2 separate regions of the Homo sapiens genome follow, and region 1 is linked to region 2. The links are chromatin loops, found by intact Hi-C in ENCODE. Cell type or tissue: ascending aorta. All regions are shown on one strand. Each heading gives the region's core, and the rest is flanking DNA. Links, peaks and the distances in the headings are about the cores only. Region 1 overlaps KIF1B (kinesin family member 1B). Region 2 overlaps CTNNBIP1 (catenin beta interacting protein 1).

Region 1 (5,375 bases), core at 111-5,110, 460 kb before region 2:
ATACAGTTGTAAAGGGCATTAATGTGTTAATTATACTATCAGTTGCAAGGAAAACAGATCTAAATCTTAATTTAGCTACAGAAGGTATTTGATATTTTTTATGTTATTTGCAATCGAGCAACATAAGTATCTTAGGGTTTAAAGGACAATGCATTCACTTTAATAAAACTCTTATTAAGCATGCTTATTTTTCTAGGACAGAAACACTAAAACAACTCATTGCATTCAAACTGATGGAAGATTTTATTGGCAGACGAACCCACATTCACTAGGCCCACTGTAACACAGACAAGAAGGCTTGCTGCTCAGGCCGCTGTGGATGACCTCACCACTCTAGCCACGCCCTCTATTGTCTACTCTCCCCCTGCACAGCCAGTGACTTGTACCTCTTCTTATCACCCTTCCCGGGCTGAGAAAGCCAAGGTACCAGAAAAACATATGTTTGGCAAAAAGGTCCATGTCACTTACATTCTGCACATGATAAAAGGCCAGGGGACTTCCTCTGCCATTGTTTTTGAGGGGCTCCGTGGAGAATGCTTCATCATGGCGATGCAAAAAGCTTCATAAAAAAAATAAAAAGACTCGTGAACAATGCATTAAACGGTTTTATCAGAATCTCTTTCAAGAGCCCAATGTGGATCCTACAGAAAGAAGCATTCCACTTAAGCAGATTCTTTAAGTTATTTACTTTCCTTGTCAAGAACCTTTTCCATATTGCACAGAGGGCATTTTAGATTTTATTTCAAAAATGACTGAAAAATTAACTGACCCTGATCACTTAGCTATATGGAGGTATATGCAAGAATGCTTTAGAGAGAGTGAAGAAGTACATTCAATTAACTCCTCTTCCTTTGTAAAAGCTTTTTACTAAAAATAAAAACAATGTCATTTTGTACAGACAAAATTTAGCAGACTCAAGCTTCCACAGTTAGTGCGAGAGCCTGTGGATGGCATAGTTACATAAGAGTCTGTTGTGGATTCAAATGTCACCTCTTCCAGGCAGTCTTTCCTGACTTACCCTGGCAGCTTTGTGTTCCCACATTACTAGTAATGTTTTTTTCCTTAATAGCAATGATTTCACTGTAATAATGTATTTATATGCCTCTCTCCCCCAGACAGCAAGCGTTTTCCCACAGGTCTCGACACACAGAAGATACTCTGGAAAGATTTGTTAAAACAATGGGCTATATTTAGTTATTTTCACAGATAGTGAGATGTTATCGTTCTCTCTCTCTCTCTCCCTATTATTAGTCTGAAATAAAAAGAACTGCACAGTTAAAGAGGACCCAACACAAAGATTTACTGCCAGATAGAAAAATCCATCAGAAGGACACCCCTTCCATCAAGAAAAAATGGAGAAAAAGAAACTATTTTCAACTGGGGGGACAGACAGACTGGTAATATGAACTTGTTGTCTTCCAAATTAGTTCACCCGTCTGAGAACACTAGCATGCTTTTGCCAAGTGCTCCAAATCCCTGATTCCTGTATTGCTGGCACCGCAGCATTCCTGGGGTTCCCTGACGACAGGTGAACTCATTCACAGTGCTCTGCAGCCATACCTTCCCGGCACAGGCCAGAGGAGCGACTATAAAAACACAGGACGCCTTTGAGGCTGCTTTCAACAGAAGCAACATGCCCTTTTCCCCAGAGCTAACACCAGGTAGAGATGCTGCTCTTTTTAGGAGATTGTAGGACAAAGGTCAACTCACTATTATTGTCACTTCAGACATCAGTTAACCAAATAGATGTTTTCCATAAAACGTATCAGTTGCCTGATTAGAATAATAGCAACAGTTCCAAAAAACAGATTCATCTGGTGAACACTATCCTGCCCTAAGTTTGAGGGTATGAGTGAAAACACATTAAATAGGTGAAATCAATGCTCAATGGGTAATATTCCAACAACTATGACTTGTAGCAAATGATATTAGTGGCTTACTATATAGTGATCACATTTAATTTAAATCACATTTGACTCAATTTTCTGTGATAAAACCTATACAAAAGCTTTATAAACTGCACTAGGACCCATGGGACGGCCAAGGCACATTCTGAGGGGAGAGGGATGGCAGAACCCAAAGCAGCCTCTTGGTGGCACCAGTGGCAAACTGAGGGCGGTAGGTATGGAGGGGTCACACTTCAGTCTCTTGTACTGTGGCCCTTTCCAAGTACTGAAAAGACAAATTGAAGTTTGGAGGTATTAAAACTGAAGATTCACAAAAAAATGTTTTCCTGGGGCAGTCTTGAGAAGAAAGCATCCAGAGCACAGGGTTTGAGAGGGCCGCGGGAAAGAGCAAGTCCTATGTAGATGAGAAATGAGAGGTATCACATCTTCCCTACATACTAGCTTTTTTCAGTTGATGTAGAATTTATCCTTCTTTACATTGTTTAAATTTTCCTTTTCCCGAGTATTAAATAGGCGTAATTGCTAGCTAGATAAGTCATTGCTTTCAGGCTTATTAATAAGACATTTCAACATGAAGAGGACTAGAAAGACTCATCAACAGGCTTATGTGATCAGACCCTACATTCCTGGTAAAGGGGGACCGCTCACAGCAGAGCCCTGCAGCAGGATGTGCAGCATGCTCCTCCTGCCAGGGAACCCTGTTGCATTCCAGGACAGGTTTCTGGTTCTCACTCCCATAGGAGTGATGAAAGTATTTTCCTTCAGAGACTGATCAGTCTTTGTCTCAAGAGTGTTAATCCCTCACACATGTAAAGCACTCTACAGTGCACAAGAGATGTCACCTCGGTTAGCAGCTAGCTGGGAGGCAGAGCAAAGGGGCAGCTTACTTGAACTGACAGAAGATATCTGCATACTCTGGGAGGATTCCACTGGCCTGCAACACTGTTACTCGGAAAGTGAAGGCACTGCCCAGTTTCAGGTGGTTGCCAATCTCTTCAGAAAACCCTTCCATTACCATCTTACCATCCAGCAAAGTGCTTGACTTCAAATCTAAAGAGGGTCAAATGAAGACACAGATGGTTCAAATAATGCAAAGAGGAGGGAGTTGGGCATGCTTTCCATTCCTAGTTGATGAAGGCCACTATGTCCCTTGATAATGGTCAATATTTTCCCTTTGTCGAAAATGTCCCCAAGCACAGTAAACTATGTCTACATACCCAAGTCATTAATTCGACTGATTTCTTCTGGAGGAGTGATGACCTCAGAACTCTGACCCTGTCCTTCCACAATCCTCAACTCCTCCAAGGACAGACCAGAACGAGTCATTGCAACAGACGAAAAGTCACTCTGAAAAAAAGGCAGGGGCAGATACATGGTAAAGTAGTATAAAAACGTATTTTTCCCCAGTTGCCTTACTTCTGTTTATCTGTCCAACAAATAATAGTGACTGGAAAATTATATGGACTGAGGGCTGTCTGAGGAAAGGCAATGAATAAAATATGAATATTGAGTCTATACACCTTTACCTTCATAATTGTTAGACATGTCCCATATTCTATTGAACTACTCTGTGGCAACCAGCACCCTGTATTTTTCAGTTTTACAGGAGAACTGATCTCCAATGCTGAACATTCTTTCTCTTTCCACAGGGTTTTCCTTCTTCCTGACGGTTTCTCACCTGATTAAAGTATTCATTATCAAAAGATATTTTAGCTGTTCCTGACTGTCGAATTCCAGAGCCATAATCAGGAGCTTCTTCATCCGCTAAAGCAGAAAAAAAAATTAGCAAGAATTGAGTGAGACTACACAGGGGGAGGGAGGGAAAAAGCTCTTGCTGGATTATAAACTCAAGTCTTTGGCATGAGAGAATGATACCAAAGTAGTAACACGGCATGGGCTGCTTCGCACTCTATTCATGTAGATTTATCAACTTCCTCAGCTCAAATGAGACTAGTCAATAAAGAATCGGTTTCAGGCCGGGTGCGGTGGCTCACGCCTGTCATCCCAGCACTTTGAGGGGCTGAGGTGGGCAGATCACGAGGTCAGGAGTTCGAGACCAGCCTGACCAACATGGTGAAACCCCGTCTCTACTAAAAATACAAAAATTAGCCGGGCGTGGTGGCGGGCACCTGTAATCCCAGCTACTCAGGAGGCTGAGGCAGGAGAATTGCTTGAACCCGGGAGGCGGAGGTTGCAGTGAGCCGAGATTGCACCACTGCACTCCAGCCTGGGCAACAGAGCGAGACTCCGTCTCAAAAAAAAAGAATCAGTTTTATTCTTGAGATTGTTCAAATGTCATACCTAGAAATCCTGACTGTCTCCATGCTGGCAAGATAATAGTCAATAATACCCAACAAGTATTTGAAAATATTATATTGTACTTGTGGAGGAGACTTCCATATACTCAACACTGGTGATTGTGTCACAAGTTTCCATAGGGGAAAGGCTGAAAGGTCACTGGACACAGCCCAGCATTTGGGAATTAAGACAGAAAGATTACAGCAAATGACCACATTCTTTCCTCAGAACATAGGCTGGATCATGGAAAAATGGAAAATACCAAAATCTTTTTTTTTTTTCAATTGTTTTTTAAGAGATGGGGTCTCACTATGTTGCCCAGGTTGGCCTCAAACTCCTGGGCTCAAGCAATCCTGCCTCAGCCTCCCAAGTAGCTGGGACTACAGGCACGAGCCACCACAATCAGCTTATATCAGCTTGACCCGTGCATTACAAAACAACAGCCAAACAAATGTCTATTACAAGTACTCTGAGAAAAAAACAAACAAACAAAAAAACAACAACTAAGCAAGACAAAGGCCTAACAATCCTTTGTTAATAATGAAGCAGTTAAGATATATTATTTAGGCCAGGCTGGGTGCAGTGGCTGACGCCTGTAATCCAGCACTTTGGGAGGCCGAGGTGGGCAGATCATCTGAGGTCAGGAGTTTCAGACCAGCCTGGCCAAAATGGTGAAACTTCGTTTCTACTAAAAATATAAAAATTACCTGGGTGTGATGGTGGGCACCTGTAATCCCATTTACTAGGGAGGCTGAGGCATGAGAATCGCTTGAACCCAGGAAGCAGAGATTGCAGTGAGTTGAGATTGTGCCACTGCGCTCCAGCCTGGGCAATAGAGCGACACTCCGTCTCAAAACAAAATAAAAGGCCAATGACTGGCCGGGTGCAATGGCCCACACCCGTAATCCTAACATTTTGGGAGGCCAGGGCAGGAAGATCACTTGAACTCAGGAGTTCGATCGAGACTATGCTGGGCAGCATAATGAGACCCCAACTCTATAAAATTTATAAACTTAAAAATTAGCTGGGATGGTGGTGTGCATCTGTAGTTCCAGCTATTCAGGTGGCTGAGGTGGGAGGATGGCTGAGCCTGGAGGTGAAGGATGCAGTGAGATATGATTGCACCATTGCACTCCAGCCTGGACGACAAAGTGAGACCCTGTCTCAAAA
Region 2 (5,375 bases), core at 282-5,281:
TAAATGTATTAGAATCTATCACAATGTGTTTTAAAATGGACAAAACAAAAGACGAGTGCAGGGGCTGGAGGCAGCTCATGTGTCTGAAGGAGCAGCTTTGCTCCCTGGCCTCGCCTGAGCTTACTTGACATCTTCCTAGCAGGTGCAAGACCGCCCTGGGTATAAGTGAATATTCTAACATAGATAAATGTGGATGTTCAAGAGCATTAGCTTCCAGTTTAAAAATAAAAAGGAGTGCAGGTGGCTGTGTTTGTATTCAGGGCCACTCGTGCCTGTCAAAGCGAGGCCAGCTTTCAAAGCTCTTTATTAGAATGGGTTGCATTTCCCAGACAGAGACCCATACAGGGAGCCACAGCCGTCCAGCCTCCAACTGCCGCATGTGACTTTCAGCAGTCTTGTTCTCCAGGTCCCTCTTGCACTACCTCCTAATTCTTCTAAAGTGAGATCAACTGCTTAAATGCTGGAGATTACATGGTGGTCGAGATTAGGTCCCTGCAAAGGCTGGGAAGAAGTGTGGCATCTGAGCGTGCCTCTTACAGATGCCCTTGGGTGTTTCCCTGAGAACGTGTTGTGGCCTGTGGAGCCAAGGCCAGTTCTCCCGTTGTGTGGACCTTTCACAGTGGTCAGGAGCCACTTCCTCACCATCCTTTCCTGACCAGCCAAGCTTCCTTCAACAGAGAGGCAGCTCTGAACTGTGTGTGTGTGTGTGTGTGTGTGTGTGTGTGTGTGTGTGTGTGTATGTATAGCAGGAGTGTGTCTCTGTGTCTAAATTGAAGGTATGTACCTTAATGTCTTTTCATTGTATTTGCCCCAATCAGATGTCATTTTCTGGGATGGCACCCACTTTTTGCAGAATGTGTGGTTGCCTACTACATAATAAATAACCATGGACCTGTCCCTTCACCATTCATTTGGATAGTTAATAGTTGCCTGTTGTTTCTTTTCTGTTTTATTGTTTTTGTTTTTTGAAATGGAGTCTCACTCTGTCGCTCAGGTTGGAGTGCAGTGGCATGATCTTGGCTCCAGGCAACTGCCGCCTCCCAGGTCCAAGCGATTCTCCTGCCTCGGTCTCCGAGTAGCTGGGATTACAGGTGTCTGCCACCTCGCCCAGCTAATTTTTTGTATTTTTTATAGAGACTGGGTTTCACCATGTTGGCCAGGCTAGTCTCAAACTCTTAACCTCAGGTGATCTGCCCGCCTCGGCCTCCTAAAGTGCTGGGATTACAGGCATGAGCCACTGTGCCTGGCCTGTTTCTTTTCATTTTCCTTTTTTTGGCTTACCTCTGACTTGGGCAGCTAATAGAAATTTTCTTAGGATTTGGAGTGGAAGCGCCACCCCATTTTAGACGCTGGAATGTTTATGGGAATAGCCAAGAGACCATAATTGAGAACCATCATTACTTTTGGTTCTCACGTTCAAGGACTGGATGAATAATTAGTGTGTCTAATTTAGTTGCAGTTTTAGTTTATGTAATTTAAACATAGTTTAATGGAGACCAGTTTTTGATCCCTACAGGGGAAAATAAGATTTCTCAAGTGAAATGAATCTGATGCTTGTCAGAATTGTGATAAAAATATAATAGCACGTTTGCTTGTATAGGCAACAAACAGAGACATACTTTAATATACTCGTTGAGCACCATGACTGAAATGTCTGTATTGTTTGGGTTGATTATGATTTATTCTCTCCAATTATGAGTTTGCTCCACACTGACACCCTTACTGCAGAGGAGAGAATTATGTAAGCCAGTCACGGTGTTTCTGTTTGGGTTGGAATGGGAAGGGTGGGAACATGTGCTCCTGGCTGCATTTCTGCTCCAGATCCAGCCCTGAGTGTGCCCTCTTGTTAGGCAGCAGGGCGGAATCAGCTCAAACTAGAGCTGGAAGAATTCTCCATGACCACGCTTTTTAGAAAAGACAAGTCAAGGGTCTTCTCTGTAGCGAGAAGAACTGTCTCTTGCAGGGAAGTGAGTTGAAGCAGGAGTAGCCTGGCTCCAAAATGCAGGCGCAGACGACACCGCAGGCCCACAGCTGGGCAGCCCAAGCCCTAGGAATCCCAGTGTGAGGTGTCCCCGGGACGGCGAGGCTGCACCAGCCGGGAAGACGGGGCGGCACCTATCAGTGCGAGCTGTTCATAGAAGGCTTGTTGGACAGGGCAACATTCTGTAAAGCCGGCCCCATGGAGGCGGTCTGTGATGGAAGCAGTCTTTGATATGGAACTGACGCTCCTCTGGGAAGCACCTACTGTGTACCTGGACCACTGGCTCCTGGGTGGATGCGGCGGCAAAAACCAGACACCAGTCCTTCCCTGGGCAGGGGTGGCTCTCTGAATGAATAAATAGATCTTGCCCTGGGACCCGGGGCTGGAGTGTGGTTTGTGATAGTACGATTGGAATAGGGAGAGCCAGAGCAGGAGTGATCTGCTTCCCACGTCGGCTAAGGACTGGTCGGCTCGAACCGGGTGGTCTGGGGCCCTGGGAGAACCTGCTGGGGGTGGGGAGGAAGCAACGCTGGCGCTTTTGTGTTTGGCGACACCTAGTGGCCAGGTCCTTGTATTTCACCCTGTCTCTCACCAGGAGAGAGCAAATGAAAACTAGCCCTTAGGCACAGGACAGAATTGGAAGGTTTTTACTCTTGGAAGCCCTAACTCCCAGCTCAAAGGCTTTACGGAGCATTTCAGATGTTCTTTGGAGAACACAATAGCCCAAGGCCCACTACTTTGAAAGTGTGAGTCCTTTGGAAAAGCTAAATTTGGTTATGGGAGACTGGGTTAGGTACTTGGTCTCTTAACACAATGACATTTGGGCCTAGATGGGTGTGGATATTGCAGAGTGGGAGAAGCTCAGACACCACAGGCTGTTTCACTATTCCATTTAGCCAAGCGGGCAGTATTTATTAAGTGCCTGCCAAGTGCTAGTCTCCCGGAGGACAGGGGTGAGCACAGCAGAGGGGGCCCTGGCCTTGGCAGTGGGCAGTGGGCAGAGACAATAAGCAAGTTCTCCAACAGGGCACTTTCAGAAAATCAGGACAGGCGGGCATGGTGGCTCATGCCTGTTAATTCCAATATTTTGGGAGACCAAGGCAGGAGGATTGCTTGAGACCAGGAATTTGAGACCAACCTGGCTGTGCAACATAACAAGACCTCTACAAAAAAATTTAAAAGTGGCAGGGTGTTGTGGCATGCTTCTGTGGTCCCAGCTAGTTAGGAGGCTGAGGCAGGAGGATCGCTTAAGCCCAGGAGTTCAGGGCTGCAGTGAGTTCTGATCATACCACTGTACTCCTGGGCACCAGAGCAACTGCCAGGGAAGGCTTCCCTAGGAAGGTGCCTTTACACCAAGACAAAGGATGGAAAGAAGCCAGTTCCTGGCTTAGGGGACACCCAGTACAAAGGCTGCCAGAGGGAAAGAGCTTCTCCGCATGTTCTAGAACGGACGAGTGCCAGGAAGGCAGAGCAAGGGGAAGAGGAAGAAGAGACAGGCTGGAGAGGGAGGCAGGGCTGACAGCGGAGCCCTGGCAGGGTCTTGGCAAGGATTATGAGATGCATTCTCAGGTAGGTTTAAGGTAGGAGTGATATCATCTGTTTTGGGGAGGATGAGGTGGGAGGATCACTTGAGCCCAGGAGTTTGAGACCAGCCTGGGCAACATAGCAAGACCCTGTCTCTACAAAAAAATGTTTTTAAATTAGCCAAGCGTGGTGATGTGCACCTGTGGCCCTAGCTTACTCAGGAGGCTGAGTTGGGAGGATTGCTAAAGCCCAGCAGGTTGAGGCAGCAGTGAGCTATGATCGCGCCACTACACTCCAGCCTGGGCGACAGAGGGAGACCCTGTGTCAAAAAATAATCAATAATAAGATCATTCTGGCTATTGTGTAGAGAAAAGGACAAGAAAGGAAGTAGGGGGATCATGAGGAGGTTACATAGTAACCCAGATCCAGGTGGCCACTGGGGAAGAGGTGGAGACCGCATCATCATCCACACCCAGGTTCGGGGTGCAAGGTTCACCCCACAAGGCTGTGTGGAGTCCAGCTCCAGATTGGCAGTGCTCCACATCTAGTGAAGTGGAAGGAAGTGAGAATGGGTCAGTGCGAGGAGTGATACCCCAGAACAGAGCTTCCCTGCTCAGCTGCACAGGAAATTATGGCCTTCCCCATGCTGGGACGCAGCCTGGCCCTGGGGAGTGGCTGGGGGTCCTTCTCATCAGAGACCATTCCTGAGGCAGTTTACTCCTCTTTCCTAGCTCCCAGTTATCACTTAGGCCATTTTCTGGGCCCAGGAGGAGGTGGAAGGGGAGCAGACAGAGTAATAGAGTCTGGGCTGTAGGGGTTTAGCAGAAGTTGCTGGAAAGAGACCTATGCCGCATCCAGCATGCAGCTGCTATTAGCTTATTGTGTGCACTTTTAGGATGAGGGCCCCATTAGCTTATGGGGAATGAGCAGTTGACAAGTACCTACAGGGAGGCTGCTGCCCGGGCTCTGGCACATTGCTGAGGCTGCCCTCTGCACAGAGAGCCACCCTGCCTGGGAAAGCCCGCTGGTCCAGGGTTTGCTGGTCCTGGAGGGATGGATGGTGTGAGGAGTGTTCTTGGCCTGCCAGCTTGGTTCCGTGGTTCTCCGAGCGCAGTTCCTTGGCACCAGGGCTGATAAGGCTCCACCCCAGCAGCTGCTGCGTTATTTCTGACTCATCCAGGAGTTACCAGTGTGTAACCCAAGCCCCTCCATACCCAGCTTCCTCTCCTCCAGCTCCTCCTGGAGGGAGGGGGCTCTGGACTTCTCTCCTGGGGACTTTCTACAGGTTAGGTCCCTGCTGCATGTGGACACGCTGCTGGCCTTCCCAGCTGCCTGCAGGAGCTACCCTCTGACAGGTGGGGTGGGTTTGTGAGGGCTGAGGTAGCAAGCCCTGCAACCCTGGGCCAGCGTCTTTCCATCAAGGGACCCCTTGGAGCCCAGCCCAGGAGCCACAACCCTGGCCTCTTAAACTTGTCAGGGGCTTTTGCCGAGGGAGCTGTCTCAGTGTTTGGGGGCTGGGCACTGATCTCACAGTTTCTCGAGCCAAAGGCCCTAACCAGTTGCCTCTGATCCCATCACTTTTTTGCCCCTTGTGGAAGTTGTTCTGAAAACCTGGGACATTTGGGGCTTCATGCACCACGTGTCCTGTGGCTTGTAGCAGGAGCTTTGCTCTGGGGTGATTCACAGGTAGAAACAACCAGCAGTCCAGGTCATCTCAGTTTTCCTGGACGCAGCAGCTTCATGCACAGAGGCAGCAGGCAGGCCAGCCCTTGCAGCGCCTGCTGGAGAACAGAGCTGCTCAGTTCAGCCTGCTGGGACCAGCATGGGTGAGAAAGGAACCCAGCACCTCGCCACCTGCCCCATGCTCCCA

Evidence for each region. A loop is a pair of places that touch in the nucleus more often than their neighbours do. Peaks named below come from ENCODE experiments on the same cell type or tissue, not always from the same donor. Only the 100,000 strongest peaks of a DNase experiment are listed, where the experiment ranks them.
Region 1: it touches region 2 in a loop (4-fold over the local background); 12 of 110 quality-filtered maps call a loop at or near these places.

Annotation. Positions count from the first base shown.
Region 1 is chr1:10,334,953-10,340,327 of GRCh38, reverse strand. It overlaps KIF1B (kinesin family member 1B), which reads right to left. Exons shown (of 49, transcript NM_001365951.3): 29 at 3,586-3,671; 30 at 3,125-3,254; 31 at 2,795-2,957; 32 at 469-559. Among named protein-coding and RNA genes, the nearest start is that of PGD, 61 kb to the left of the region's middle. In ascending aorta, for the core only: a CTCF peak has its summit at 2,087 (motif pointing right); no DNase peak of the experiment used is centred there.
Region 2 is chr1:9,872,209-9,877,583 of GRCh38, reverse strand. All of the region lies in intron 3 of CTNNBIP1 (catenin beta interacting protein 1), which reads left to right. Among named protein-coding and RNA genes, the nearest start is that of CTNNBIP1-AS1, 27 kb to the right of the region's middle. RefSeq lists a silencer at 2,429-2,628 and enhancers at 4,374-5,301, 5,302-5,375. In ascending aorta, for the core only: a CTCF peak has its summit at 2,529 (motif pointing left); a DNase peak (open chromatin) is centred at 2,513; H3K4me3 peaks cover 1,104 bases; H3K27ac peaks cover 1,697 bases.